Regions from separate parts of the Homo sapiens genome. Here region 1 is linked to region 2. A link is an interaction called in ENCODE POLR2A ChIA-PET data of the cell type or tissue named here. Cell type or tissue: Panc1. All regions are shown on one strand. Links, peaks and the distances in the headings refer to the core of each region. The heading gives the core; the rest is flanking DNA. Region 1 overlaps TACC2 (transforming acidic coiled-coil containing protein 2). Region 2 overlaps TACC2 (transforming acidic coiled-coil containing protein 2).

The links. ChIA-PET counts read pairs that join two places held together with the same protein. Peaks named below come from ENCODE experiments on the same cell type or tissue, not always from the same donor. Only the 100,000 strongest peaks of a DNase experiment are listed, where the experiment ranks them.
Region 1: POLR2A ChIA-PET joins it to region 2 with 5 read pairs; 3 of 35 experiments call an interaction of 5 or more read pairs at or near these places.

What each region holds. Positions count from the first base shown.
Region 1 is chr10:122,140,298-122,154,949 of GRCh38, forward strand. TACC2 (transforming acidic coiled-coil containing protein 2) reads left to right here. Exons shown (of 23, transcript NM_206862.4): 7 at 3,275-3,409. It overlaps LOC124902518 (a long non-coding RNA gene), which reads right to left. Exons shown (of 2, transcript XR_007062323.1): 1 at 12,223-14,652; 2 at 6,007-6,710. Among named protein-coding and RNA genes, the nearest start is that of BTBD16, 120 kb to the right of the region's middle. RefSeq lists enhancers at 857-1,151, 877-1,171, 14,307-14,652. In Panc1, for the core only: no CTCF peak of the experiment used is centred there; no DNase peak of the experiment used is centred there.
Region 2 is chr10:122,087,404-122,102,055 of GRCh38, forward strand. It overlaps TACC2 (transforming acidic coiled-coil containing protein 2), which reads left to right. Exons shown (of 23, transcript NM_206862.4): 4 at 1-556; 5 at 1,075-1,188. Among named protein-coding and RNA genes, the nearest start is that of TACC2, 110 kb to the left of the region's middle. In Panc1, for the core only: no CTCF peak of the experiment used is centred there; no DNase peak of the experiment used is centred there; H3K27ac peaks cover 2,315 bases.

The sequences.
Region 1 (14,652 bases), core at 7,183-9,682, 56 kb after region 2:
GTCTGCTGAAAGCGTGGTGGTTTATATGCTGTCAGCTCTGTCCTAAACAAAAAGAAATAGCAGGTTGAACTTAAATCAACATATCCTTCCTCTTCCAAAAATATAAACACTCTACATGAATTTGAATTCAGCTTCTTCGTTATTCCAATAAGGTTTGGAAAACACTGATTAACTCCTTAAATGGAAAAAGGCATCCCAGATGTTTAGCCCCAGGCTAGCTTTCCGCCAGAGGAAGACAGCAAGATAACTCTAGCAGGTGGAATGAGACTACAGAATGTGCGGACCCCATATCAGTGCCCTGCTCTCTCTGGGCTGGGTTTGGCAGCTGTCTGGAAGGTTCTGCAAAGGCCTGGGATTGGTCCTGGGCATTTGTTCAGGGCCCGACTTCCTGAGAACAATGTCTTTAAGAGGAGTCACTGCTGGTCACGGGAGGCTTGAACGCAGATGGGAGCTGACTGGGGTTGTTGGTGAGGAGCTGGCTGCCGGCTGCCCCTACCTGCTTACTCGCTTTGCTTGAGCAACATTGCCCTCTGGCAGCTCAGGGGGAGTTCAAGGGACCTTGACTAGGCTCCTGGAGGACCAGCTTCCGAATGCCGTGGAAAGTCAGGGAGGGCTTTACTCAGTGGAAGGACCTGATCAGAACTTGAGTTGGGTCATTCTGGTGGCTGTGGGGCCTTGGATCTGAGGGGACAAAACGGAAAGCAGGCACAGCAGGATAGCCCAGGAGTCCTGCTCAGAGAGGGCAGATTCCAGAAGGAGAAGGAGGTGACTCAGCAGGAAGGGGTGATGAGGGGCATGGGAATGAGAGAACTGGAAGTCAGTGCCAGGGCCTGGCGGGCTGATGGTGCCACTACCTTGCTGGGAAAATTGGGGGAGGAGGAGGAGGGTCAGGAGGGAAGAGGAGAAGTTCTGTTGGGCCCAGGAGGTGTCTGTGGGGGCCCATGTGTTAGCGCTTGGGCTTGGATGGTGAGTCACTGAGTGTTTCCTCGTGGGAGCCTGACCTCCTCGGCCCCTGGGTATGAGCCAACAGGCGGTGGAAGGAGGGGGGCGCCTTTCTTAAATGAGCTGTTGAGTCACACTTGTTTGATGCCTTTGGCTAACGGGACCCAGCCAGCGCAGGAAGGGTGTGGCCATGGCAGTTGGGACCAACAGAAGGAAGGGAGGAGGGAGCAGCCAGGTGGCCCCTCAGGAACAGGAGCAGCTGTGGGTGTTAAGGGCAGGCGGGGGAGCTTGGTGAGTGAGCCTTGGTTGTGCTGCCCCAGGGTGTTCTCAGAGATGGGGCAGGTGTAGCCTTGGGCATCTGCATCAGATCCCAGGGCTGTCAGCTGTCACAGAGCTGGCTTTGTTGTGATTAGCAGCGGGCCACAGATCTAAGGTAGCATCTCCCCCCCACCCGCCACTGTTTTCTAAGACAGAGATCCTTCCTTGCAGTTTGATAAACAGTACCCTTAAATCACAGAACCACAAACAATACCACCTTTCCACAATTTGCATTAAACTAAGTAAAATCTTGGTGGGATGTGTGTGGTGGAGGGGGGAGCACAGCAGTGTAATTTCTTGAGAAAGCGAAGTTAGACTAGTAGTTTGCGTTTGTAAGTGGTCCATTTGCCGATTATGAGTACATGTCAGCCTCCAAAGTGCAAAATAGCTCTCTTAAGGAGCTTAAATGCCTCTGGTAGTTTGCATTATTCATTTTGAGTCATTCTTTTACAAAATGATTAATTTTAGCCACTGCCCAAATTGTTGCAAATAATAGTTTGACAAAGGAGGCCAGTCACTCCATCTGTGAATCCACTTTGCTGTTTTGCTGGGTTTCCTCCAAGCACTTGTAATTTTTGTTCCCCCGTGGATTGGTCTGCTCTGGGCTTTCCTAGGTCGTTATTTCTTGGGCTCTGTTTTCCTCTGTGGAGCCCCGAGGGAGCAGGCAGCATGGGTTCCAGCCCTGGCTCTGCTCCCACACTTGGTTGCAGCCAGTTGGACACTTGGCGGTATCCCCTCTGCCTGCTGTGGGCGGCCTGGCCCAGGGTTGCGATCCTGCGGTGGATGTGGCAGATGTGGCCCCTGTCCTCGTGGAGCTCTGAGGCCAGGACGGTGAGGGGCTGGGAAGTGCCTGCTGGACCTGCAGAATCTGCTAAGCTGTGACCAGACTTATGGGCAAGACTGAGTCCTCTGTCCAGTGTACAGTGTGGGTGCCTATGGCAGCTGCCCTTCAGACCAGGGTGCTAGCCTGTCAGGTGGACCTCGAAGAGATGGAGTGAGCAGACATAGCAGCCCAGAGGCCCACGCACCCTGGACTCCTGCAATCTGGGAGCTCCCTGGAGGTGTTTACCCGCAGAGGGAAGCAGTGATCCCTCACTGCAAGGGCTGTGACGCCACAAACCCCAGCTACCACCTCAGGCTGGGTTTCAGGCCGTCTGTGCTGAGTCTTGTATTCCAGCCTGGCTACCCCAAGACACCTTCAGCCTGGCCAGTCCCACTGTGGACCAGAGCAGGGATGGCTGGAGAGGCTGGGAGGGTACCACCCTGAAAGCTGTTCCCAGGCTTTAGTCTGTGGAGGCCGTTGCTAGCCTTGCTTTTTGCCAGTGGGGAAAATCAGAACCTCTTCTGCACTGCAAGCCTGTGCCTTTTGGCTTTTGTGGGGAGTGGTCTCCAGTGCTACCCCCGGAGGCCCCGCACGCTGTGGTTCCCTGGCTGTCCAGCAGGGGGCACTCGTTCCCTACTCGAGGGCCACACTCCGTCTCTGAAACTCATTCCTCCCCCAGGACACGGGTGGCCCAACTGGTCCCGGGGCAGGTTCCCGAATTTCCCATCATCCTTTTCCCCTGGATTTTTCTCAGCCTTGGGATTTGCGGGCAAAGCCTGGGGAATTTGTAAAGTTGTATTTTAGTTCTCACCTTGTAGAGTTTCATTGCCTATCACAAACGAATAGAAATCATCATAAAAAAAATCCTCTCCTCTAAACAAAAATCAAACGAGAAAACTCACATAGCGTGTCCTGGACACCTGAGCTGCCTCTGTTAAAGAAACCCGGTTCTACAGAAGCTTAAGGAGGGAGGAGCTTAAGGGCCTGGCCTGGGAGCCACTTCGTTGCAGCCACAGGCCCTGCTGTGCAGAAGTGGAGGCCTGGATGGGGAAGCCGGGGAGCCAAGTGCTGGGGTTTAAAGAGTCCATTCCATGTGTGGGCGGGTGGGTTGGGTGGGGTGAATGGGGCCTGATGAATGTGCCATTAATGAGCCCAGCACCATGTGGAATAATTCCCTCATTGTGTCCCCAGCATCTCCCCAGCTGCTGCCCATGCGGGTCTTCCTCCCTCGGCTGCAGAACACATAGTTTCGCCATCTGCCCCAGCTGGTGACAGAGTAGAAGCTTCCACTCCCTCCTGCCCAGATCCGGCCAAGGACCTCAGCAGGTATTGCGCAAGTCCCCCTCCACAGCACCTGCCCCCGGAGAGCAGGGGCCTGGTGGTCTCTGCCCCCTAGGTCTTGGGGTGAGCCGCATTTAGGATGGTAACAAGGTGGTGACCATTTGGCCCCGTGAGACCATGTCTCTGACCCTTTGGGCCATAGCCGATCTCAGGTTTACCCTTGCCCACCTGCTCCTCATGTCACAGTGGGAAGCATGGTGTGGGCGAGTGCGTTAGGGTTCTGCACAGAAACAGAGCCAATAGGATGGATAGATGGATGGATGATCTATATGTGTATGTATTTATATGTATATATATATGCAGAGAGAGGGATTTATTTTAAGGGATTGGCTCATGTGATTGTGGGGGCTAGCAAGTCTGAAATAATGCAGGGCAGGCTGGAGAGTAGGGAAGAGTTGTTGTAGCAGAGCCCCAAGGCCATCTGCTGGCAGAATTCCCTTTTCCTTGGGGAAGGTCAATCCTTTTCCTTTAAGGCCTTCAACTGATGGGATGAGGTCCACCCACATTATAGGAGGTAATCAGCTTTACTCAAAATCTACTGATTTCAATATTAATCTCATGTAAAAAATATCTCCACAGTGAAATTGAGACAGGTTGGATCAAATATCTGGGTTCAATGGGCCAGCCAAGTTGACACATAAAGTTAATGATTAGAGCAAGTATTTGGAACTCCTGTTTCCATGCAAGCAGTTGGTTTTGATTATAAATCATTAAAGCCTCCTAAAGAGCATTCTTGGACAGTATTTTGTAGAGAGCCAAATGCATCTGGGTGTGCTGAGAACGGCAGGCCTCGGTCCTCAGGGAGCTCCTGCTGGCTGGGAAGCACACAGTGCTGAAAGCTAAGCCATGGTAGAGGGCAAGAATATAAGGGGTGCCCAAAGCGTAGACAACCAGCTGCCAAACCAGAGTGTCGGGAAGTAGTAGAGAAATCAGAGGAAGGGAACATCACCACATGCAGATGATATTCTAGAATACCGGGTAACAGTAGGGTGGGCCCAGAGCTGGACCAGAGTCTGCCTTATCTGGATGATGCCACCTAGACCATTAAACTCTTCTCTGTCCTGTATCTCCTGGCATCTACCTGCAGCTCTGTTGGTCCTGAGTCCCAGAGGGACTTTCCATCCTTCAGATTGTTGTTGGCAGAGCAGGAACATTTGTTCCACCCCTCTTGGATCCACCGCAGTGCCTGGTCTGCCATAATTCTTGGCCCAAGGACAAGGAAATGTATGGGAGGTCTGCTTTTCTGCTGGTGAGATAGCACAAGCAGAGGTTGGGGAGCAGGAACATCCCCAGCTGTTTGGGGAAACACCCTTGGTTTGCCTTGGACATAGTAGGTGCACAACCAAAATGTGTTGGAGAAAGAAATACAATTACTCTTCTCAAATATTCTGCCCTTCAGTTTCTTATAAAGGTAAACATAAATCCACAATATGACCCAGCAATCCCATTTTTAGATATTTACCTATGAACGATGAAAATATATGTCTACCTAAAAACTTGTATGCATGTATTCTTCATAATTGCCCCAAATTTGAAACAACCCAGATATCTATCCACTGGTGAAAGGATCAACAAATTGTGGTATATCTATGCCAAGGAATATTACTCACCCATAAAAAGGAACAAGCTATTGATTCATGCAACTAAATTGATGAATCGCAAATGCATTAGGCTAAGTGAGAAAGACTGGACTCAAAAGACTACATTCTACATGATTCAGTCTAGATGAGATTCTGGGAAAGGCAAAACAATAAGGAATGGAAAACAGATCAGTGGGCACTGGGGGCTGGGATTTGTATTGACTACAAATGAGCATGAAGAGATCTTTGTGGGGGGTGATGGAAATGTTCTGTAAAATTTGTGGAACTATATACTTAAAAAGAGTGAATTTTACTATTTTTTGGTATGTAAGTTATACCTCATTTTTTTTAAAAGAACTTATCCAAGGGCTAGAGTAGATTTTTGATGAAATCTAAAATAAAAATTTCAACCTTCAGACCTTTTGCTGATGCAGTGTTAGGGTCAGAGAGCATCTCTGGTGCCTCCTGGCACCAGCAGACACAAGTGGTACCCATTTGCTCTATGTCTTTCTTTCCTGAGGTCAGATGGGCTCACGGCTCTCAACCTGTCATAGAAGGCACACTGGGTGATCTCACCTTTAGCCCTGGAGCCCACTCTGTGTGGGTTGCTTCTGAATCTCATTCATTTACACATCTGAGCCATTCAGCAACATGAACTTGGGATTACTCTGGGCCAATCACTGTGCTAGGGACAGGACACAGAGGTCTGGAAGACAGGCACCGTCCTGCCCTCAAGGAGCATCCAGTGCTGGCAGATAGACATGGAGCAATGAGTTACTAGGGGAGAAGTGCAGCACCCTGGATGGATGCGACCCACAACCTCACTTAGTCTGGGTAGCTGAGGATGGCTTCCCAGGGAATCGACTGAGAGCTTAGGCTGAGTGGGTTTATGTGTGGGCTGGGCCGGAGGTTGCTGAAGATACAGAAGAGAATAGATATTGTTGGGGAGAAACAGCATGTGCATGGACCCTGAGGTCCATCTCAAAAAAAAAAAGTTATCAATATATTGATACATCTTTATTATAATAACTAAAGTCTATAGTTGCTGTGGTTTGAGTATTTGTTGCCTCCAAAATTCATGCTGAAACTTAACCCCCAATCTGGCAGTATTGAGAGGTGAGGCCTTTAAGAGGTGATTGGGTTATGTGGCTCTGCACTCATGAATGGGTTAATCCATTCATGAATTAATGGATTGCTGGGATATCATGGGAGTGGGACTGGTGGCTTTATAAGAAGAGGAAGAAAGACCCGAGCTAGCTTACTCAGCCCCCTCGTTATAGGATACCCTGAACCACCTCTGTACTCTGCAGAGTCCCCACCAGCAAGAAGGCCCTCACCAGATGCTGCCCCTTGACCTTTGACTTCTCAGACTCCATAACTGTAAGAAAACAACTACTTTTCTTTATAAGTTATCTAGTTTCAGGTATTCTGCTATAAGCAACAGAAAATGAACTAATACAATAGTTGATTCACGTTTTCTTAGTTTTTCCCTAATGTCCTTTTTCTGTTCCAGGATCCCATCCAGGAAACCACATTTCCATTTTGTTTCTGTAGGTGCCTCTTGGCTGTGGCTGTTTCTTCTTAGACTTGTCTTGTTTCTGATGACCTTGACAGTTCTAAGGAGTTCTGGTTGGGTATTTAGTAGGATGCCCCACTATTGGAATTTGTCTGATGCTTTTCTCATGATTGGACTGGGCCTGTGGGTTCTGGGAGGAAGAACAGAGATCAAGTGTCATTTTCATCACATCCTATCAAGGGTACATACCATCGACATGACATATCACTGCTGACATTGACCTCAGTTGCTTGGCTGAGGTCATGTTTGTTGACTGTCTCCACTGTAAAGTTACTTTTTTTTTTTGAGACAGAGTCTCACTCTGTCACCCAGGCTGGAGTGCAGTGGTGCCATCTCCACTCACTGCAACCTCCACCCCAGAAGCTCAAGCGATTCTCCTGCCTCAACCTCCTGAGTAGCTGGGATTACAGGCTCCCGCCACTACGCCTGGCTAATTTTTGTATTTTTAGTGGAGTCAAGGTTTCACCATGTTGGCCAGGCTGGTCTCAAACTCCTGACCTCAAGTGACCCGTCCGCCTTGACCTCTCACAGTGCTGGGATTACAGGCATGAGCCACTGCGCCCCGCCAAGTTCCTTTTTTTCCCCCATTTCAGTACTGTCGTCTGTGGAAGGAAGTCACTGTGTGCACATTTAAGGGGTGGAGAGTTGTGCTCCTCCTCTGTTAGGGTGGAACATCTACAGAAATTATTTAGAGTTTTTCTGCACAGGAGATTTTTCTGTTCTCCTTCATTTATTAATTGATTCAATCATGTATTTATATCTGCATGGACTCCTGGATATTCATTTTATTCTTTGGGTTATAACCCAATACTACGTTATTTCATTGCTCCAATTGTAGCAGCTTTGGTCATGGGCTCCTTGGGCTTTCTTTTAAGAGTGTCCAGAAGCCCCCAGGCAGTACAGTGATACGATCGGATCTGCATTGTTAAAGACCTGGCCAGCTGCCTGCCAAGACAGGAGTGGTTTTAGGATTGAGGCCCCCATTTCCTGGGGCTCCCTGACAGCTGTGGTTCCATCACCTTCAGTGCACTCTCCACCTCGACTCTCTCCACAGCTGCTTTCAACCATGCGGCCATGGCCTGGATCCAGGGATCCAATCAACCGTGTTTTTTCCCTTTGGATGAGTTCCTGGAGGTTTTCAAAGCAAGTTTCGAAAATGTAAGGTTGAACATTTGATTTCACTGAAATGGAAGTCGTTATTCACCCAGGCTGAGCCAGAATTTTTTTTTTTTTTTTTTTTTTTTAGGCAGAGTTTCGCTCTCATAGCCCAGGCTGGAGTGCAATGGCGTGATCTCTTCTCACTGCAACTTCCGCCTCCCGGGTTTAAGCAGTTCTCCTGCCTCAGCCTCCCTAGTAGCTGGGATTATAGGCACCCGCCACCATGCCTGGCTAATTTTTGTATTTTTAGTAGAGATGGGGTTTCACCATGTCGACCAGGCTGGTCTCGAACTCCTGACCTCAGGTGATCCGACCGCCTCAGCCTCCCAAAGTGCTGGGATTACAGGCGTGAGCCACCATGCCCAGCCCTGGGCCAGAATTTGAGGTCCTGGATGGACTCTTGATTTTGGAAATACGTCTTCCATGGGTTCCTGCCACCAGCCAGGCATCGCCTGTTGGAGCCAGCGTGCCTTCTGGGTGTTATGCGCAGGCAGCTGCAGTGCCCGCCATATCTGTGGCTTTGTCTTCTCTCTTTGGGTTTGGAGGGGAGCAGCGAGGCAGTGAGACCTGGTGTATTGACAAAGAAAGCCCAGGGCACATCTTATTACAGAATTGACAGATGCTCTGTTCTTGCAAACATGCTGGGTGACTTCCTGCTGCCTCTTCCTGCTTCTTGCGGCTGCTGTGGAAACGATGACACAATCCCACGTTTCCAGTGCAAATGGCTTTTCTCCAGGAGTTTTCACACTCCCCTCCCCCCACTCTCATTGGTAATCATTAGGCCGTAGGCCTTGGGGAGAACAGATGTGACTTTGAGAGGGAGAAAAGTGAGGTTCTGGGAAGGAGAGAGAGCTTCAAGTCTCTGCCTCCTATCCCTGCCTGGGAGGGAGACCATTGCTGCAGTCACCACGCTTCTGATGGGCCTTCCTTTCCCCTCCATCGTAGCCCTCCTGAGGCTTTGTGGGGTCAGCAGGTCACCCTGACTTTTCCAGAGCTGTCAGCTCTTTGGAGAGCTGTACGAGGCTGAAGCCAGGCGAGGGGTCTGATAATAAGAATTTCCAGGAATACAAGCTGAAAGCCCTCACCTCACCAAGGCAGCCACAGCTGACCTCTGAGAGCTTGTGGCAAAGAGCCTGGTGTGTTGGACATGAGCTGAGTGGGTGTGGGTGTGAGCCCACGCAAGCATCATCTCTGTTCAGAGTTGGCCTCTCACTCCCTGCTGCGGACAGCTGTCCCCTAGGAATTGGTGACTTGGAAACCTGGCCAAGGGCTGTCTGGATAGACGCGGGAGAAACGGGATGGGAGAAGCAGCTGAGCTTCTTGCAGGGAGGAGGAAGCCGGATCCCCGGTGCTGGGCAGGAGGCCCAGGAGACACCCCTTGAGAAATGCTACCCTGAGCTGCAGACTGTGGCGGCTGTGGCGTTGGCTCTTCAGGCTTTCCTGTGAGGTGCCCCCACACTCCCGGCCCCACCCGCCCTGGGCAGCTGCCCCAAATTGCTCCCTTCCCTCTGTCAACACTTCTCCAAGACTCCAGAGTTTTTCCTGCGCAGGAGGGGAAGGGCAGAAACCTCCCCATTCCCTCCACCCGAGTTAGAGAAGTCAGCCCTTTGGAAAACATGATGCATCTTCGCTCTGGAGCCAGTTCGCCAGTCCGCTCCCCAGCGCGGCACTTTGCCTTGTAGGCGGGGTGCAGATGAGCCTCTCTGCCTCACTAGGGAAAGGGGCTGGGTTGTTGGGCTGAGGGTCTCCGGGGATTAGACTCTGCGCTGACCAAACTGGGCTCTCGTGGCATCATTCCTTGGTTACGCAGGTCAAGTTTCCATTGTTCTCTTGCCTCTGAGGCCCACTGGGTCCGGGGCAGACTGAGCATAACTACGCTGAGCCACGTCACCGGCCGGTGAGACGCGCGGAGGCATTGATGGGTCCCCTGGTTCCCGCTCAGTCTCCGAAATGTGAGCTGCCGCGGAGTGGGTGCTGGGCTGTCCCGCTGGCTTCAGCCTGAGGAGCAGGAGCAGAGGGCGTCAGTTAGATGGTGGCTCCCTCAGTTCCGTGGGCCCAGGTCTGCAGTTCTTTTCCTCCTTCTGGGAGGGGAGGGGAAGGAGAGCCGGCAGCAGCGGGGCTCCCTGGCCCTACTCTGGGGGCACAGCTGGGAGAAGCTGCAAAGCTTCAGCTTGTGACGCCATCTGGGCGGCAGTCCCACGGCCCCTAGAGCAGCTGGGAAGGGGATCCCGCCCTGAAATGGGGCTCAGGGAGGAACATATGGGCAGGCATCTGTGAGGGCGTGGCTGGACGTGCTCAGCACAGCACTGGTGGGTGGAAGGTTCCAGGGCAGTGTGGGGGCCCTTCTTGCCCTGAATAGGGGCAGCTGAGGCCAGGAGCCCACCCTCCTCCCCGAGCACGGCTGCCCAGGGACGGCCCTCGGCTTCCACTTGATGGTTTTAGGTGCTTGCCCTGCGGGAGGCTGCGTTCCTTCCAAGCCAAATGCGTGCTCTCCAGCCCTCAGACCCAGTGGAGGTGCAGAAAGAGGGGTGGCCAGGAGACGGCTGGTCACAGAGTGCCCCAAAGGTGGTGGAGAAATAGACCCCCAAACCAAGGGAGGCAGGGCCCAGGGAGGTGGGGTAGGATGGGATATGGTACGAGCATGTGCGGCTCAGGACCCCACCATGCCCGAGTGCCTCGCCGTGTTGATGAGCCAGTTTCTTTAATACTTCGCTGTCAGGAGAAGGACCTGCTGAGCGCTGGAGTCTAGGTGGAGTCATGCAGCGTTCCTGGGTCCTTTCTTCTGCTTTGTTTGCATTTTTTGATCCTGCCAGCCAGCCTCTCGGCAGATACATCCCGGTTGATTCTATGCCACGGACTATTCGGAAGGTGGCGCAGGGGAAGGAGCATGAAGTTGGAAAGACAGGCCTATTTACCAGCTGTGTGACATGGCATGAGTTACTTGACTACTCTGAGCCTTGGTTTACCCATCTTTAAGATAGGGCTAGTAGTACCCACCTCTTGGGGGTTATTGTGAGTAGTAAATGTACATGAAGAATGTAGCTCAGTGTTTGACAAGTAGGAGGCATTGAATTCACATTCCCCCCACTCCAACTCCCAGCAGTGATGGGGAAAAGGAGGCAGACAGAGACAGCTGTTCTGGAAACAGAAAAATACAACATGATAAACTTAACATAGTACAACCTGATAAACTCTCCAATAGAGCTGAGAACAAAAGACTCAAGAGAAGGGAGCACCTGACTCTGCCTGGAGAAGTTGGGAAGGCTTCCCAGAGGAGGCGGCATCACCACTGAGTTTTGCAGCATGGCTAGGTGTTTGCTGAGGGTAAAGAAGGGCAAAAGTGCTTCAGGGAAGAGGAACCAAATGTGCCAAAGCTTGGGGTGTGGCGAGGCCCAGCAGATTCAGGCAGCAGGTCAGAGAGGAACTGGAGGGACTAGAGGGAGGTACGGCGGTCTCAGACAGAGCAGCAGGGTGAGCAGCCAAGGTGGCCATGGTCCTCAGATTTAGAGGGGCCTGCAGCCAGACTGGGGAGTTTGCTGGTGCCAAAGAAGTGCAAAGAAACATGTCTTCTCTTTTCAAGCAGGGGAGAGTCAGGATGGAATTTAGTTTGGGGAAATATCTCTGGTGGCGAGGAGGAGGGTGGGTGGAGGAGAGGCCAGAGGTCAGAGGGCCATGTGGAAGTTGTTCCTGTGGTCCAAGTGGGAGACAGTGGTGGCCTGAACTAAAGCAGTGGCCGTGGGGATGGAGGGGACCTGGGTCTGTCTTTGTGCCTTGCATTCATCCATTCACCAACGTTGATTGAGCATTTGCTCTGTGCAAGGCTGAAGGCAGGTGCTGGGATACAGTGGTGACCCTGCAACGTGGGCCACAGTATGTCTGAGGGTGACACTGCGGAGGTGACTACTCCCAGGCTGGACTGTGACTCTGGGCAGGGGCTCGCTGGGAGAAGTTGCCCAGGGCCTGGGGCTTGGCACCAGCATTTCCTCCCCTTACTGCCCAAGGCTGGGGCCCAGGGCCAGAAGGGTATAATTCCCCATGTGGCTCCACCAAACATGGAGACCTTGGAGTGTTCTCCTGGGCTAAGAGGCAAAGGATGGTGGCTCTTTGAGGATGACTTGCCCACCTTGTGCCCCACCTTGGTGTCCCTGCTCCCATCTCTGTCTAAATACCGTCTTGCTGAGCATCATTTCCTGGCTTTGCAGAAAGAATTACAGGGTCCTGCCTGCCTTTCTTGGGTTTAGATAATGGAGCTGAAAGCCAATGAATAAAATCAGAATGATTTCTTAAAGAGGGATGGAAGATCCAACAACAACAACAAAAAGAAATAAGCAAACACAAATGAAAGGGGGAAGTCTCCCAGGTCGGAGGACCTGCAGTCTGGCCAGAGCGGCTCTGCTCAAACCACAGGGAGAAGCTTAACATTGTGGCCAGTACACATGTACTAACCCCATATGTGTCCACGATTGGCACGGACCTTCCCTTACTTGGTGGGCTGCAGTGATACTCTATTCCATTCCATTCCATAAACGCGTGTTGACACGGCTGACTTGATGACATGATTCCCTGGTGCATCGTCCCTGCTTCATTTCCAAGAGGAGGCAGCTTGTCCCGAGGTTGGCACGTGGTACCAGCAGTGCCTCTGCCAACACAGCCTGAGACATCTGTCCAGACTGACGTAGTTGGGGAAATGGGCCGAGCCATCCTGCATCCTCACTCTCTGTGGCCAGAACGCTGACTGTTGCAGCACTGTTTGGCAGGACTCAGGGTGGGAACTGGGACCTTGTGGAGAAAAGGGTGGAGAGCAACATAATAGGCTCTGACTGGGATTAGGTTTCAGGTTCTCCCTGGAGCATCACAGAGTGGCTCTAGTTTTCTTCCTCTTGTGATAACATCTGGCCTTTACTGAGTACTTTCTATGTACCAGGCACTGAGAGCAATGCTTTTGATATATATTTCTTTCTTTCTTTTTTTTTTGAGACGGAGTCTCACTTGCTCTGTCTCCCAGGCTGCAGTGCAGTGGTGTGATCTCGGCTCACTGCAGCCTCCGCCTCCCAGGTTCAGGCAATTGTCCTGCCTCAGCATCTTGAGTAGATGGGATTACAGGCATAGGTCACCACGCCCGGCTAAGTTTTGTATTTTTAGTAAAGACAGAGTTTCACCATGTTGGCCTGGCTGGTCTCAAACTCCTGACATCAGGTGATCCTCTCGCCTCCCAAAGTGCTGGGATTATAGGCATAAGCCATAGCGCCTGGCCCGATATGTATTTCATCTCACTTAATGTGCATAACAGTCCTGTCAGGGAGATATTTTTGTTGTGCCCATTTTATAGATGGGACAACTGAAGCCCAGCAAAGTCAGAACACTGGCCGAGGCCCCAAGCTCTGAGGCCAAAGCTGTGGTGGGAACCATTTGGGTTGGGTCATCTCATATCTGTGGACTCCTCCAGGAAGCCTTCCAGCTTCTAACTCTGCTGCCTGATTGCAGACCTCGGGTTTCGAGTCCCAGAGGTGTTGTGAGAGGCAGTGAAGCAGGGACACCAAGTCCTCCTCAGGCCAAAGTGATTTCTTGTTTTTTCACAAAACAGCCACAGCAGCAGCCACAGCTAAACATGTATTGAGCACTTGCTGTATGCCTTGCACTGCAGTGCCTCGGGCTTTTTCACATATTATCTCATTTAAACCTTGCACCCTCGATGTTATGGAAGAGGAACTGTTATTATTTTCATTGCACAGATGAGAAAACGGAAGCACAGAGGACTAATAACTTCTCAGGGTCAGCTTAAGGATGCCAGTGAGTGAAAAATGTCCCTTGCTTTCTATTCATCTTTTTGACTTAGGTGTCTGAGGAAGAGAGTTTAATTCAAACCTTACTGCTGAGCAACCAACCTGTCTTCCTCCCTCCGGGCCCCCAATCACAAAAATAAACAAGATCTGCCACTAGGGAGATTGTTGAGGTCAGGGAGACTGGGGACCGGCTCTGGGCTCTGCATGTGGTACCTGGGGTCTCTTTGCAGCCCTGGAAGGGCTCGTCCTAGGGAGGACCTCCTTGAGTTGCCTTCAGCCCTGGCCTCAGCTGGAAACAGTTTGGATGTCTGCCTTTCTCGTCTGTGTCCGCAAGTACAGCTCTGTCTACCCATTTCTCCATTCATATGCTCATAGTTATTGAGGGCTTCCAAGGGCCTGATGCCGGGCCAGGCTCCCTCTTGGAGCCAAACTTGCTGCTGCTCGGACAAAGGAGCCGTCCCATACTGGGGCATGGGTGTGTGTATAAACTGGTCTTAAGATCGTAGGCACAGGTAGATTCCGAGGCAGGCAGTCACTGCACAGGGGAAATGCTTATGCAAAGTAGCAATCCTTCATGTCTTCCTGGAGTAATAGTTTAAAGATACGCAGAAAAATATGTAAATATGCCATGCATTTAGTTTTTGCCAAACTGATGCCTAATAGCCTCTGCAGGCTGTTAGGAAACCTTGTCATGCCTGTGTCCAGCTCTCTCTCACAACGATTCCTTAAGCTCAGCAAAGATGAAGCAGGAATTTGGTCAGTCTGTTGTCACGGGAAGATTTTCTTCCCATGTACACATCAACTGCTGAAGATCTGAGAATTTAGGAAAACTAATCTCTTATCCTCAGACACAATTGTATATTAATTGCAGCTGGCCACAGTTAGGCAGGGTGTAGAGGGAATTATACAGACAGGGCCTCTCGGCTGGTTATGGAAAGAGGGAAATATTTTTAGGACTTGCAAACACGCATGCAGGCGCGCACCCACCCACGCTGACACGCTCATTCACTTACTCTGCCCACGGACTTTATGCTATCAATAGATGCTCACGGATGCTATTTCTGGCCCGGCTTTCTGGATTTCTGTTCCTTCATGGAGGCTTGAGTCAGCAGTTCTGAGCCTCAGCGCCTG
Region 2 (14,652 bases), core at 4,072-6,571:
CTCCTCAGAGGGAGGTTTTGACTGTGCCTGAGGCCAACAGTGAGCCCTGGACCCTTGACACGCTTGGGGGTGAAAGGAGACCCGGAGTCACTGCTGGCATCTTGGAAATGCGAAATGCCCTGGGCAACCAGAGCACCCCTGCACCACCAACTGGAGAAGTGGCAGACACTCCCCTGGAGCCTGGCAAGGTGGCAGGCGCTGCTGGGGAAGCAGAGGGTGACATCACCCTGAGCACAGCTGAGACACAGGCATGTGCGTCCGGTGATCTGCCTGAAGCAGGTACTACGAGGACATTCTCCGTTGTGGCAGGTGACTTGGTGCTGCCAGGAAGCTGTCAGGACCCAGCCTGCTCTGACAAGGCTCCGGGGATGGAGGGTACAGCTGCCCTTCATGGGGACAGCCCAGCCAGGCCCCAGCAGGCTAAGGAGCAGCCAGGGCCTGAGCGCCCCATTCCAGCTGGGGATGGGAAGGTGTGCGTCTCCTCACCTCCAGAGCCTGACGAAACTCACGACCCGAAGCTGCAACATTTGGCTCCAGAAGAGCTCCACACTGACAGGTACTTAAATGAAAAAATTCCCACGGGAATGTGTGGTCAGTTTCAAAGGTGATTCCCAGCCTGATTTTTAGAAGTCAGTCGCATAGGTGAGTGGTTTTCTAAAAGCTGAGTTTTCCATATCTAATTGCTAAATGAACCTGCTTACCCCCTCTGGATGTCCTGAGGCTCTGAAAAATGTGAGAACCATGGTTGGAGGCTGGGAGCTGTTGACTATGTTCTTTTTCTTGTGTTCCTTAATTCATCTAACTTAAACCACTGGAAAAGTATCAACTGTTTACTGGCTGGCTGTGTACTATTAAGTGATAGGTTATAGTCAGTCATATATTTTTCTGGAGTCCAGATACATCTGCTTTTGAATCTGGATTTATTTAGTCAGGGGGCCCTTTTTCCTAGGGATTTTTTTTTTTGTAGTAGCCACTTAAAACTTTAATTGAGAAATCTGCTTTTTCAATAGGACATGAGGAGAAATGCCTTACTATCTACATTATCCTATTAATTGCTTTCTTTTATTATCCCAGAGAGAGCCCCAGGCCTGGCCCATCCATGTTACCTTCGGTTCCTAAGAAGGATGCTCCAAGAGTCATGGATAAAGTCACTTCAGATGAGACCAGAGGTGCGGAAGGAACAGAAAGGTCAGCGAAAGATATTGGTCTTTGGAAGGCCATGATGCCTTCCTTAGATACAGACACACTGGATGTTTTGGAAAGGAGAGTAGTCCTTATACAGCATGAGTTCCTACATAAGAAAGAAGCAAATGGCCATTCCCGTTTTATGTACAGGTACAGCAGTACCTGGGATGACTAAAAGCTCCATTGTTGGAAAAGGGATTGAATGAGTTGCTTTCATACTTGAGTTTATTACCTTAAATTTAAAAAGTCAGTCTGGGTGCGGTGGCTCATGCCTGTAATCCCAACACTTTGGGAGGTCGAGGCAGGAAGATCACTTGAGCCCAGGAGTTTGAGACCAGCCACATGGTGAAACCCCATCTTTAGAAAAAATACAAAGATTAGCCGGGCACAGTGGCACGTGTCTGTAGTCCCAGTTACTTGGAAGTCTGAGTTGGGAGGATCGATCGTTTGAGCCCAGGAGGTGAAGGTTGCAGTGAGCCGTGTTTGTGCCACTGCACTCCACCCTGGGTGACAGAGACCCTGTCTCAAAAAAAGAAAAGAATCTTTATTGAGATGCAATTCATATACCACATAATTCACTCATACAATTCAGTGGCTTGTAGTATATTCACAGTGTGTAACCATGGCTACAATCAATTTCAGGTTATTTTCATCCCCACAGAAAGAAACCCTACAGCCCCTAGATATCATACCCCAGCCCCCACACCCGCCGCATCATCTCTAGGCACCCATTCATCTAGTTCATTACATCTTGATGCAAATGGGTTCAATGCTGATTTAGTCTCCGAAGCAGGAATGGCTCACCAACAGCGGTCACACTCCAGGAGATCTCGAGATTCAAGGAGGGTAAATGTAACCACGAACAGTGACCTTCACACTTGCAGTGTGCCTGCCTGTTCTTTTCTACATGAAATGCCACCTAGTGTTATGCAGAAGCTGCTGCTCAAGGTTTCATCCTTTTGGGGAAATGGTGATATTGTGCACGTACACAGACACACAGTGAACAAGCTTTCCGCCTCCCTAGGCCTTTGGCTGTTCTGGTGCTGTGTGTGCACACATATACATGCATACAACACTTGTGTGTATGAGTAGGGTGGAATCAGACTTTAAATTAGTACCTGTGTACCCTACCAAACAGCTGCAGGCATTTTATAAATGATCTGATTCATATTTTGCACATTCAGAAAGAATGCACGATCACCTGTTTTTCGAGTCTGAACACTTCCACTGACACCCAGCTGCCTCTGCCGCCTGGCAGTAGTGACTCCCATAGCTCTGAGCCAATGTGGATGTGGGCATGTGCTGGCCAAACAGATGCAAGTTTAATCTGCATTGGACACCCTTTTTTGCTACTGACTTAGGATACAATTTCCTGCAGCCTTTGCTGTTATGTATTTTTTATATTCCCAGTTAAGGGGCAGGAGAAATATCTGTCTAGCTTGGAAAAGTCTTCCCCACCCCAAAAATGACCATATCAGTGCCTTCTTTTTCAGAGTCCTTAAACATGTTAGCACCTTCTTGGAGAAGGCAGGGCCAGATGTATAGTAGTACAATAAATATTTCATGACTTGTTGTTTTAATCACTTTAAATTGTAAAATTAAAATTTATAAATTAGTATTATAAATTATAGTTTTTTCCAGAATACTTGTGAGGTATGGAAAAGTAGATACAGAAGGGGCAGGTGTGGTGGCTCACACCTGTAATCCCAGCACTTTGGGAGACCGAGGCAGGCAGATCACAAGGTCAGGAGATCGAGACCATCCTGGCTAACACGGTGAAACCCCGTCTGTACTAAAAAATACAAAAAATTAGCTGGGTGTGGTGGCGGGCGCCTGTAGTCCCAGCTACTCGGGAGGCTGAGGCAGGAGAATGGCGTGAACCCGGGAGGTGGAGCTTGCAGTGAGCCGAGATTGCGCCACTGCACTCCAGCCTGGGTGACAGAGTGAGACTCTATCTCAAAAAAAAAAAAAAAAGAAAAAAAAAAAAGAAAGAAAAGTAGACAGAGAAAAATTCACAACCACAATACCTACCAATTATTATTGCGTATTTTAGTATATTTTCATTTTAGCAGATTTTTAGTGCCATCAAAGCACTCTTTAGTGTTTTTAGTGCTGTCAAAACTCTTTAAAAACAAATCCTTAAAAAATTATTTATTTATTCATGTATTTATTTATTTTTAGACAGGGTCTCACTCTGTCACCCAGGCTGGACTGCAGTGGCACAATCTCTGCTCAATGCAGCCTCGACCACCCCAGGATCCTCCCACTTCAGCCTCCCTAGTAGCTGGGACTACAGGTGTGCACCACCATGCTCAGCTTATTTTTAATTTTTTGTAGAGATGGGGTTTCACCATGGTGCTCAGCCTAGTCTTGAACTCTGGGCTCAAGCAATCTTCCTGCTTCTGCCTCCCAAAGTGCTGTGATTACAGGCATGAGCCACCATACTCAGCCTACAAACAGATCTTCATGGCTGAAATTGCATGACTGATTATGGTTTTAACAGCAATGGAAATTTAGGTTCTGATGGTGTTCCTATTCACTTTGCTCCTGCTGAGACTTTTGTACTCTCTAGAGCTGCTCGGTCTAGCATAGCAGCCCCTGGCTACGTGTGGATGGAGATGTGCTGTAAGTGTAAAATACACACCCAATGTTGAAAATTTAGTATGAAAAAAAAAGAAAATACATCACTAGTCATTTTGAATATAATGTTAATTATATGCAAAATAATAATATTTTGGATCTATTGGGTTAAAATGTATTACTAAAATCAACTTCACTTATTTCTTTTTTCTGTTTTTTCAATGTGGCTCCCTAAATTTAAAAAATGACATATGTGGCTTTTGAATACCTGGGTCACATTCTATTTGGATCACTTGCCCCTAGAAGCTGCTTTTCCCTGGTCTTTGAAGGAAATGGGGTCATAAAGAGTTGGCCTTCCCTGTGCTTTAGGCTCTTGGGGAAAAGGCTTCCTAACATTGGTTGAGGGTTTCTGGAAAAAATTCGGATTGGACTCTCTCATCCAGCCTGGCAGGTTGGGAATGCTTCTTTCTCTTGAGGCAGAGGCTCTGAACTTCTTGCTTGTGAACCCATCCACCATGAGGAAGCCGTGCACGTGGACCTGGGCTGGTCTCGGAGGAAGTCCTGCCAGGCCAGGGGCTGTACTTCCTAGGAGGGGCAGGTGTTGCCTTTGAAGGTGAAAATCAGCAGCGGTCTTGGGGAGGCTGGGTGACCAGACTTCGGTGAACACTGCCAGGAGCTGTGGTGGCGATGAATTTCAGGGACAGGTCTCTGAATTCACACCCCAGCTCTGCTCCTTACTAATTACATACCTAACCTCAGTTTGTTCATCTGTAGAATGGGGATGACACCAATTGTACCTGCCTCAAAGAATTGCCATGAGGGTTAAATGAGATCCTTGATTCAAGCGCTGGAGCGTGCCCATTCTGGTGCCCAGTGGGTGTTAGATTCCCTGTTGTTTTGTGATGGGCATTTCTGGTGCAGTGACCTGCACGATTATATCTCTCTTCAGGGTGGAGATGGTTTTGGGATCTCAGTCTGTTCTCCTGAGGTTGAAACTTCAACCTGGCTGTCTTTCTTTTCCAGCGTTGAATTCTTTCTCTGCTAAAATATTTCAATGGCTGAGGAGAGTGAATTCTTTTTTACCCCCTACTGCACAGCCCAGAGTGATCTGCTACAAGTTAAAAATTTTGAGATTGTGTTTCACTGTAACACTTTGAGTATCTTTGTGTACCATATTATATTGTATTTCACCATCAAAACACTGTTTCAAGTTACCTCCAGAAGAGCAAAGCAAAGCAAAACCAAGTTTTCTATTATCTTGCTAGTTATCAGGTGACATGCTTCTGTGGATTGAATTTTGAAGATTCTGCCAATTTGAATAGGGCTGATATCACATATAAGATTCAATATCTAAGAAATGTGTCTTTTTCTATTTTGATGACAGGATAGTTTGATAACCCATCTCATACACATGTACATGAAGGTAGCATAAATTTGTTTACTGCTTTATTGTCCATCTTATGAAGTCAAATTGGCATTGCTAATGGATGTGGCATGGATATCCTGTGGCTTTGCCTACCTCCAGCCACACCTCACACCCATGGGGGTCTGTGTGTCCCCCACTCTGAGAAACAGGCACTCTTCTCACTCTGAGAAGCAGGAACTCACAATGCATAGAAATGTATAGAATGAAATGTACAGAGAGTGGCTGTGCATTTCTGTACATTGTATGATCCTCCCTGTGGAAGAGCCTGGGACTCAGAGACAGCCTCATGTTAGTTTCAGGTTGTTCTGCAGAAGGTGCTTGAATCAATTTCACCTACGTACATATACAACTATCTTCCCTGTTAGTGGAAGGTCTAGAATTTGGCATTTTGGTTACATAGCACTAATGTTCAGATGTGTCGTTCTGGATTAATCTTGGATATCACCAAGCTTGTCGTTGCTGAATATGTGTTTAAAAGGAGTCGTTCTCTCTTTGTCTCTCTCTTTTTTTTTTTTTTCCATTTAGGGAAATGGTTGGAAAGGTATTTTCAAGTATTAGTGGATTTTAAGAGGATCAAATTGTTCCCAGATGCTTAGGGTCTTTGTGTAAACCTAGGCTGAATGGGGAAGGGCAATTGGATTGAAAAGTGGAGGGAGGGAGGACAGAGAGGACAGCTGGCCTCCCATTAAGGAAGCCCTGGCTGGACCTGAAAGCCTCACTGGAGCCGCTTCTCTCTTGTCCTCCCATGCCTCCTTCCCATTTGGTCTCTGTTTCTTCCTTTTCCCTCCACTCCGTTCTAAAATTACCAGCTGTGACACCATGTTTTCAAGTTTAAGAATAAGCTTTTAGAGGATGGCTACAACTGTATAAATTAAGGAAAAGAGAAAACAACATTGAAGCATGGTTCTCTTAGCAGATAAAGCCAGGACAACAGACCTCACCCCCGATTTTATATGACATAGGAAATCGACACTTGGTAATGTCACTTACAGCAATACTCTTCTCAGATGGGAGGCAGTTAAGTTAGACAGATGCATTCACATCTCATTGGCCTCTTATTGGCTTCGTTACCTTGGATAAGCTGCTTAACTTTTCCATCCTCAGTTTCTCTCTCTATAAAATGGGAAGATAACATCTCTCTTTTAGGATTGGGGTTAGGATAAAATTGGAATGTTTCCAAAGCTCCTGGGATAATGCCTGGTATATGGTAAATGTATGATTACAATGGTAACTACTCTTGTAATTTGAAATGTATTTCTTCGAAACCATCCTGGAAATTAAGCAAAAGGAGGCAATGCCCAAGATCTCCAAATGAAATGGTAACAGACCCTGCAGGAATCTGTAGACGCAGAAACTGGATGAGCGTCTGTCTCCAGCCCTTCCACGTCTCTGAGCCTGTTTCTGTCTGTCAAGCTGGGGGCTCCACGAACCCTGCTTGGCCCACAAGGAGCTCCTTATGTGAAATGAGATCACAGAATCAAAAGTACTTAGGAAACTAAAGCCTTTACAAATTGTGTTCTTATCAATAGCTTCAGTCACTATAAACAATCATATACCAAAGTCAAGGAGCCTTTGGAAATGCAGCCTTTATGTGTTTCATAAGTAAAATGAAGCATCTGTGTTTCATAAGTAAAATGAATTTCCTGAGAGGTGAATCTGTCATTTGGAAAAGCTTCAAGTATCTTTATTTATTTATTTTAGAGATAAGGTCTTGTTTTGTCTCTTAGGATGGAGTGACTTGGTGAGATTATAGCTCACTCTAACCTCCAATTCCTGGGGTCAAGCAACTCTCCAGCCTCCGTGCCTCCCAAGTAGCTGAGACTGCAGGTGCGCGCCACTACACCTAGCTAATTTTCAACTTTTTTGTAGAGATGGCGTCTCACTATGTTGTCCAGGCTGGTCTCGAACTCCCAGCCTCAAACAATCCTCCCACCTTGGCCTCCTAAAGCACTGGGATTATTATAGGCATGAGCCACCATGCCCGACCCTCTAAATCCCTTTGAAAGTGGGTTCATGAAGCATCTGCACAAAGGGCGGCTGCCTCCTTGGTGGCAGGGGCTGGATTCACTGTCTTCAGGTGGCTGGGACAGGCATGCCACCACCTTGGCTTCTGGCTCTCCAGAGCTTGGGAGCCTCTCTGCCGCTTGTCCCCTGTTCATGCTGCACTTGAACCCACAGCATGGAAGAGCCGCTCACTGCCACTTCAAAGTCAAGGGCCAGTTTCATTCAGATCAAGGTGATGATTTCCCAAATTGAATGTCTCCAAGCTGACTTGCTCCTCTCTGAGAACTTCTCATTATGGCCACCGGTAGAAGCCACTGTGTTTGACCTGGGTTTGGGTTTTGTTTCAGCAGCAATGTTTGAGAGATGAATATTTTACACTCTAGCTGGTGAGAGCTGCAAGGAAATGTGGGGGCATTCTTATTGAGCTCCCCCCCACCACTTTATGGAGGAGGAAACTGAGTCTCAGAATGGGGACAGGACTAGGGGGCTAACTAGCTGCAGAGACAGACCTGGGTTTTGGCCCCTGATGGCAAGTTTCCCCCCAGATGCCTGTGCTGAACTGGGGACCCTCCTTAGGAGGGGGATGGGGATCTTCCTTTCACCAATGCCAGCCACCCCAATTCTGCTTCTAGGCTTTTGAGAAAAGACCATATGATTCTGAGGTCTAGGGTGTGACAAGCACAGGCCTCAAGAGTTGACAGGGCTCAGGTTCTAGCTCTGTGATCCTGGGGCCATCGCCTTGCGGGGCATTTGACTCACCCGTAAAATGGAGCAAATAGTACTCCCTTACAGCGCTGTTAAAATTAAATGAGCCACTTTATTGAGAGCACCTGCCACAAGTGCTCTGTATAAGTTCCTTTCATTTATTCCCCACTCTGGGCCAATGTACTTCCACACTGCAGCATCGTGGTTCTTTCTCACCTCAACCTGTAGGTGGGTGCTGTTTGTGTACCCCTTTTCCAGATGAGGAAATGGAGGCTCCCAATGGTGACATGGCTTGGTCAAGGTCAAAAAGCTAATAAGAGTTGGAACTAGAACTAGAACCTCAAGGCTTTTCAGACATCAGATCTACGTTCAGAACGCTGATCATTCTCTTACTAGCCAGGTGGAGTCCTGGGGAGGCGCCCTGTTCCCTACAGCAACGCTGTCCACCGACGGTTCTTCAGTGGTGGGAATGTCCTGTGTCTCCACTCTCCAATACAGTCGCTGCTGGCCACAGGCTGCTAGCGAGCACTTGAAATGAGGCTGGTGCCACTAAGGAACCAAATTGTTAATTTTGTTTAATTTCAACTAATTGAAATTTATAGTGAAATACCCACATGGGGCTGTGGCTTCCACACAGGACAACCCAACTGGAAGCCACTGTGTCTTTGCATTACGTCAGAGGCTAATCCTTGCCATCAGAGCCAGTGGGTGTGGTGAGGCTCTGTGTGTGAGGCCCTGGACATTTCTCAAGCACCTGCTGGTGCTCGGTGAGTATTAGGCGCCCCTTCCTCCCGCTGGCTGGCTCTGTAAGTGGGGAGACCAAGTGGTTGTGTCTCTAGAATGGAGGCTGAGGTGTGTTCGTGGCACATCTGCCCAGTAATGCGGATCAGCAGGAGGTGTCTTTCCTGCACCCAAGGAGGCCTCCCATTGCACCTGGGGGCTTGGCTTCACCTATGTGACCTCACATCCAGGCCTGCGCACCCGTATCTGAGCTGGCATTGTAAGAAGCCCTGGATGGCCCCATGAACTGGCTCCTGACAGCAGCGCTTGTGGCAAACCCTCCCTGCCCACAAACCCCCCGGTGGCCACACCTACAAGAGTGCCCCTTACCGGCCAGGCGCGGTGGCTCACGCCTATAATCCCAGCACTTTGGGAGGCCGAGGCTGGTGGATCATCTGAGGTCAGGAGCTCAAGACCAGCCTGACCAACATGGTAAAACCCTGTCTCTACTAAAAATACAAAATTCGCTGGGCAGGGTGGTGCATGCCTATAATCCCAGCTACACAGGAGGCTGAGGTGGGAGAATCACCTGAACCCAGGAGGCAGAGGTTGCAGTGAACTGAGATCGCGCCATTGCACTCCAGCCTGGGCGACAGAGCAAAACTCCGTCTCAAAAAAAAAAAAAAAAAGACTGCCCCTCACCAGACTGGGAGGGAGCCCAAATGGGCAGACATGTGGTTTTTCCACTGATGTCTCTGCACTGTTCTTGTCCCGAAAACCTGGCAGGATGAGGAACAGGCCCCAGCTTACAGCATCTCAGCCCCTTCTTTCTTCTCTGCTTTCTTAATGCCTGTTAGTCCAGTGTTAAATATTTTAGCAGCCTGATGACTCAGATGTAGACTGTGAAAGTGTTTCTTTTTCCAGGGAAGGCACTGGAACAGGTCTAGTTACTGATGCTCTTAATGCCCTTTCCTTTTGCAAGCCTGGCCGAGGGTGTTTAGGAATAAAAACTTGCCTGGTTGCTGGGCACGGTGGCTCATGCCTATAATCTCAGCACTTTGAGAGGCTGAGGTGGGAGGATTGCTTGAGCCCAGGAGTTAGAGACCAGCTTGGGCAACATAGTGAGACTCCATCTCTACAAAAAGAAAAAGAAAAATTAGCGTGGTGTGGTGGTACATGCCTGTGGTCCCAGCTATTCAGGAGGCTGAGGTGGGAGGATCGCTTGAGCCCAGGAGGTCGAGGCTGCAGTGAGCCAAGGTCATACCACTGTACTCCTGGGTACAGCCTGGGTGACAGAGTGAGGTACTGTCTCAAAGAAAAGGAGGAAGAAGAAAAAGAAGAAGAGTTGGAGGAGGAGAAGGAGGAGAAAAGAAGAAAGAAGAAGAAACTCAGGGGAAGGGAGTCTATGTCCCGAGAGAGGGCAGGGTGCGCCTAGCAAGGACCCCAATGCACAGTGGATTTGGGTCAGCACTCAGTTTTCAGGCCAGGAGTACACTCGGTGGGAGAAGAGCGGGGCTCTGAAGTGGCCCCAGGGGACGGGGAGGGCCCTGGGAGTAGGAGGGAGGAGAAATGAGGCTGAGGATGAGATCAAGCTGGAGGCTAGGGTTGGTAGGCGGCCGGAGTTTAAATCCTGGCTCCCACTGGAGGGGTGATGCTGGGTGCTATTAGGACTGCCCCAAGCCTCAGCTTCTTTGCAGGTAAATGGGGCTGACAATGTCTCCTGGGGGTAAAGGAGGGTTACAGTGGGGAGAAGATGAGATGAGACACGGCACACCCGACACAAAGTCAGCTTGCAGTGGAGACTTCGTGGACAAGGTCCCTGAGCTGCAGGGGGGCTTCTGGGCAACTCCATCCCCACAGCCAGCTCAGCAGCCACCCAGCAAATGTGCACCCAAGCCAGGCACTTGGAAGGAGAAGCCGAGGGCTCTCTCACCGGGGAAGAGCTGAGATGGGCTTTCAGGACACGCTGGGTACACGCTCCTCTGCTAGAAAGAGGTTTGGGGTAAATGGTTAGGTGGGTAGGTAGGTAGGTTGATGTGGGGCAGGTGAGTGACAGATGTGGTTTGTTGACTCCCAGCCCAGGGCCCAGCACACACGTGAGGAGTCAGCTGTTCACGGGCTCCTGTCTGCTCGCTATGTACCCTGTAGGATCAGGAAGTTGGACATCATGATCCTAGGTTGTCTTTCTAGAAATGTTTGCATGGATATGTTTGTGGCCATTTTGATAGAGAGCTGGTCTTGGCCTCTGGCTAAGAGAATAAGCTATGATCTTGTTTCTTGGAGAATGTTAGATTTGCAGGGCATGGCTCTTGGTTACCCAGCACCTGATACCTTGCATGAGGCACCTTAGGCGCTGCATACGTGTTTGCTACATAATTCAACACAACTAGCTATCAGGTGAGTCTGAGGGTTCCTGTCCTGAAAAACGAGGTCAGACAGCACTTTGGAGGCAGGTGGCTGCGTCTAACTCACGGCTCTGCTATTAGACTCTTTACCCTCGAGCAAGTTCCTTAGCCACCCTAAGTTTCTTGCCTGAAAGATGTGTATAATGCTAGGGTCCACCACAGAGAGTTATGTAAAAAATAACGTGTGAAAAGCTTAGCAAAGTGCCCACCTGGCATGCAGTAAGCACTGAGGTACCAGAGGTTACTGTTTTTATTGCTACTATCATTAATATTACCATCATCACTTAAATGATGATAAGACTATTCTTAAGGTAGATTAATGGTAGGTACCTGTGTTTTTACACACGGGCTCATAGAGTTCACGTACATCTGGCCTGGATTTGTTGGAATGTGCCACTACCCTCTAATGCTTCTTCTCGTCCTGTAGCCTCAGCCTCCCAATGGGGGTGGCTCTCCGTGTTGCAATATTGTATAGGATGCGAAGTGGAGCCATCTGGCACCCGTGGGGAATGCATTCCCTTCCTTGTGGAATCTAGGGCTTTGGGGTTAACCTCTTGCCAGGAGCGGCTGCAGAGAGGCTGCAAGCTAACATTAGTGGGTGGGAGTACGCCTGTGTGGTGAGCCTGGCTGTGCTGAGCACATCTCATGGGACAAACCGCCTCGACAATTTTGGCATGATATTTTGAGCTGTGAGCCCATTCCAAACCCCTAGAGGAAAGGGCAGGGTGAAAAGTCATCTGGCCCTGCCTGCCAGACGCCATAACATAATAGCTGGAGGAGTAGACTGTTCCTGGCAAGTGACGAAGCAGCTGGTATTGAAACATACACATGGCCAGAGTTGGCAGACTGAGAATTTGGAGCAGAGTGTGAGTGCCGAGCCTGGGCTTAAGTCTCAACCCCAGACCAGACTGCCTTTCCAGGCCACCTATGAAGGATGGCTGGGCAGATGCTCCTCTGGCACCTGAGGCTGGGTAGCAGCGAAGCTCACCTTTGAGATGAGGTACCACCTCATGCCTGGCTTGGGCATTCATAGTCATTCATAGTCTCCTTCTGACACACTCAGCTGGAAGGAGATAAAACTCCAGTTTCAGCAGAACGTTCTCCTGTTGAACTCTAATCTGAGTCTGTCCTCCCCAGCAGCATCCACATACTTCCCAAATTGTGGTGAATTAAAGAAGCTGCAAGCACTGGCCCAACTGGCTTTTGCTGGTGGTTTTTCGGCAACCCTCCTGCAAATGCTGTCAGCCAAGCAAAGGAAAGCCAGGGCCACAAAGCACAGAGGCTACAGCTTAACTCAGCTTAACTCTGTTTCTTTACAAGTGGGCTATAAATTTGTGGGAGATAAAACGACTTAATGATCACTGCAGGGTTTAGTTTTGTTTTTTCAAGAAGATGGGAAGCTTATGTGTTAGGAACTACCAGGCTTCTGTTGAAGTGTTGTGTATACCTCTCATTTAGTTCATATTTTATCTTCAATGGAGAGGATTCTGTAAAAATGGAATGTAGAAAATTGCCTCTCCTGGGGTGACACTTTTGCTTTCAGAAACTCTTTGGGGCTGGGCACAGTGGCTGACGCCTGTAATCCCAGCACTTTGGGAGGCCAAGGCAGGAGGATCACCTGAGGTCAGGAGTTTGAGACCAGCCTGGCCAACAAGGCGAAACTCCGTCTCTACTAAAAATACAAAATTAGCCAAGCGTGGTGGCGTGCGCCTGTAGTCCCTGCTGCTCGGGAGGCTGAGACAGGAGAATCGTTTGAACTTGGGAGGCGGAGCTTGCAGTGAGCCGAGATCGTGCCATTGCACTCCAGCCTGGGCAACAGAGCGAGACTCTGTCTCAAAAAAAAAAAAAAAGAAACTCTCTTTGCATTCTGCATTTGGGGACTGTGACTGAGTCTAAGAGGAAAGCTGTAACTCTTCCCTGCTCCTTTCTGAGAAGGAAAGGTCCTGAAAAGCCACTGGCTCTAAGGTCTAACAAAGGCCATTTTGTGTCTTCTCTTCCTTTTTTTTTTTTTTTGAGATGGAGTCTTGCTGTGTTGGCCAGGCTGGAGTGCAGTGGCCCGATCTTAGCTCACTGCAACCTCCACCTCCTGGGTTCAAGCAGCTCTCCTGCCTCATCCTCCCAAGTGTCTGGGATTACAGGCACGCACCACCACACCTGACTAACTGTTTTGTATTGTTAGTACAGACGGGGTTTCACCATGTGGGCCAGGCTGGTTTCGAACTCCTGACCTCAAGTGATCTGCCCGCCTCAGCCTCCCAAAGTGCTGGGATTACAGGCATGAGCTATAGCGCCCGACTGTTGTCTTCTCTTCTTAACCCCTTTTCCTTTGGTATAAAAATGTGGAGAAAGGTGTAAGTGCAGAAGCAGGCCCAGACTGTAAAGACATAAGAGGCAGGAACTCCAGTGTGGCTGAGAGATGTTGGCCAGACCCATGTGCCCATGTCTCTGGGTGACCCCTCTGCCTGCCTTGCCCCTCCCTCTACTTGTAGCCTGTGATGGGACCACATTCTGGTTCAAGAGGCTCAGACAAACGTTGTTCTGTGAAGCCTTCCCGACCCTTCCACTCCCCAGGAGTACCCCTACCTCCCACCAGAGTAGCGAGGTTCCTTTCTGTAGCCTGACAATAATTTTAAGACAGGGGCAAGTGTATTACAGTTTGGTGAATCAGATTTTCTCATTTGCAGAAGAGATTGGGTGTTTTGAGCTGGACAGATCTGGGTTCAAATCTGCTGCTTATTCATTGTAGGACATTTGTCATATTAGTCTCATGAGGTCTCAGTTTCCTCACCTGCAAAATGAGTATAAAATTAATACTTACCTCATGAGGATTCAGTGAAATAGTGCACTGGAAATGCTTGACCAGAGCTGGCACATGTATCACCCAAGGAACATCTATCACTATTGGAAGGAGTCCCCTGCAATGGCAGGGACTGTGCCTGGTCCCCAGTCCTTAGCACAGTGGGCTGCACATAGTAGCCCCTCAACAAATGTTTGTAGAATGATTGTGTTTAGCTGGGCAGGGTGGCTCACACCTATAATCCAGCACTTTGGGAGGCCAAGGCTGGAGGATCACTTGAGTTCAGGAGTTCGAGACCAGCCTGGGCAACATGGCAAAACCCCATCTTTTTTTTTTTTTTTTTTTTTTTTTTGAGACAGAATCTTGCTCTGTCGCCCAGGCTGGAGTGCAGTGGTGTGATCTCGGCTCACTGCAAGCTCCGCCTCCTGGGTTCATGCCATTCTCCTGCCTCAGGCTCCCAAGTAGCTGGGACTACAGGTGCCTGCCACCATGCCCAGCTTTTTTTTTTTTTTTTTTTTTTGTATTTTTAGTAGAGATGGAGTTTCACCGTGTTAGCCAGGATGGTCTCGATCTCCTGACCTTGTGATCTGCCTGCCTTGGCCTCCCGAAGTGCTGGGATTACAGGCGTGAGCTACCACACCCAGCCAACCCCATCCTTTTTTTAAAAAAAAGAAAAAAGAAAAAGGCAGAGTCTCAGGTGCTTACCCGAGGCCTGCTGAGTTGGAATCTTTACAGTCATGCATTGCTTAATGATGGGGAGCTGCTCTGTGAAATGCATTGTTGGGCGATTTCATCATTGTGCAAACATCATAAAGTGTGCTTACGCAGAC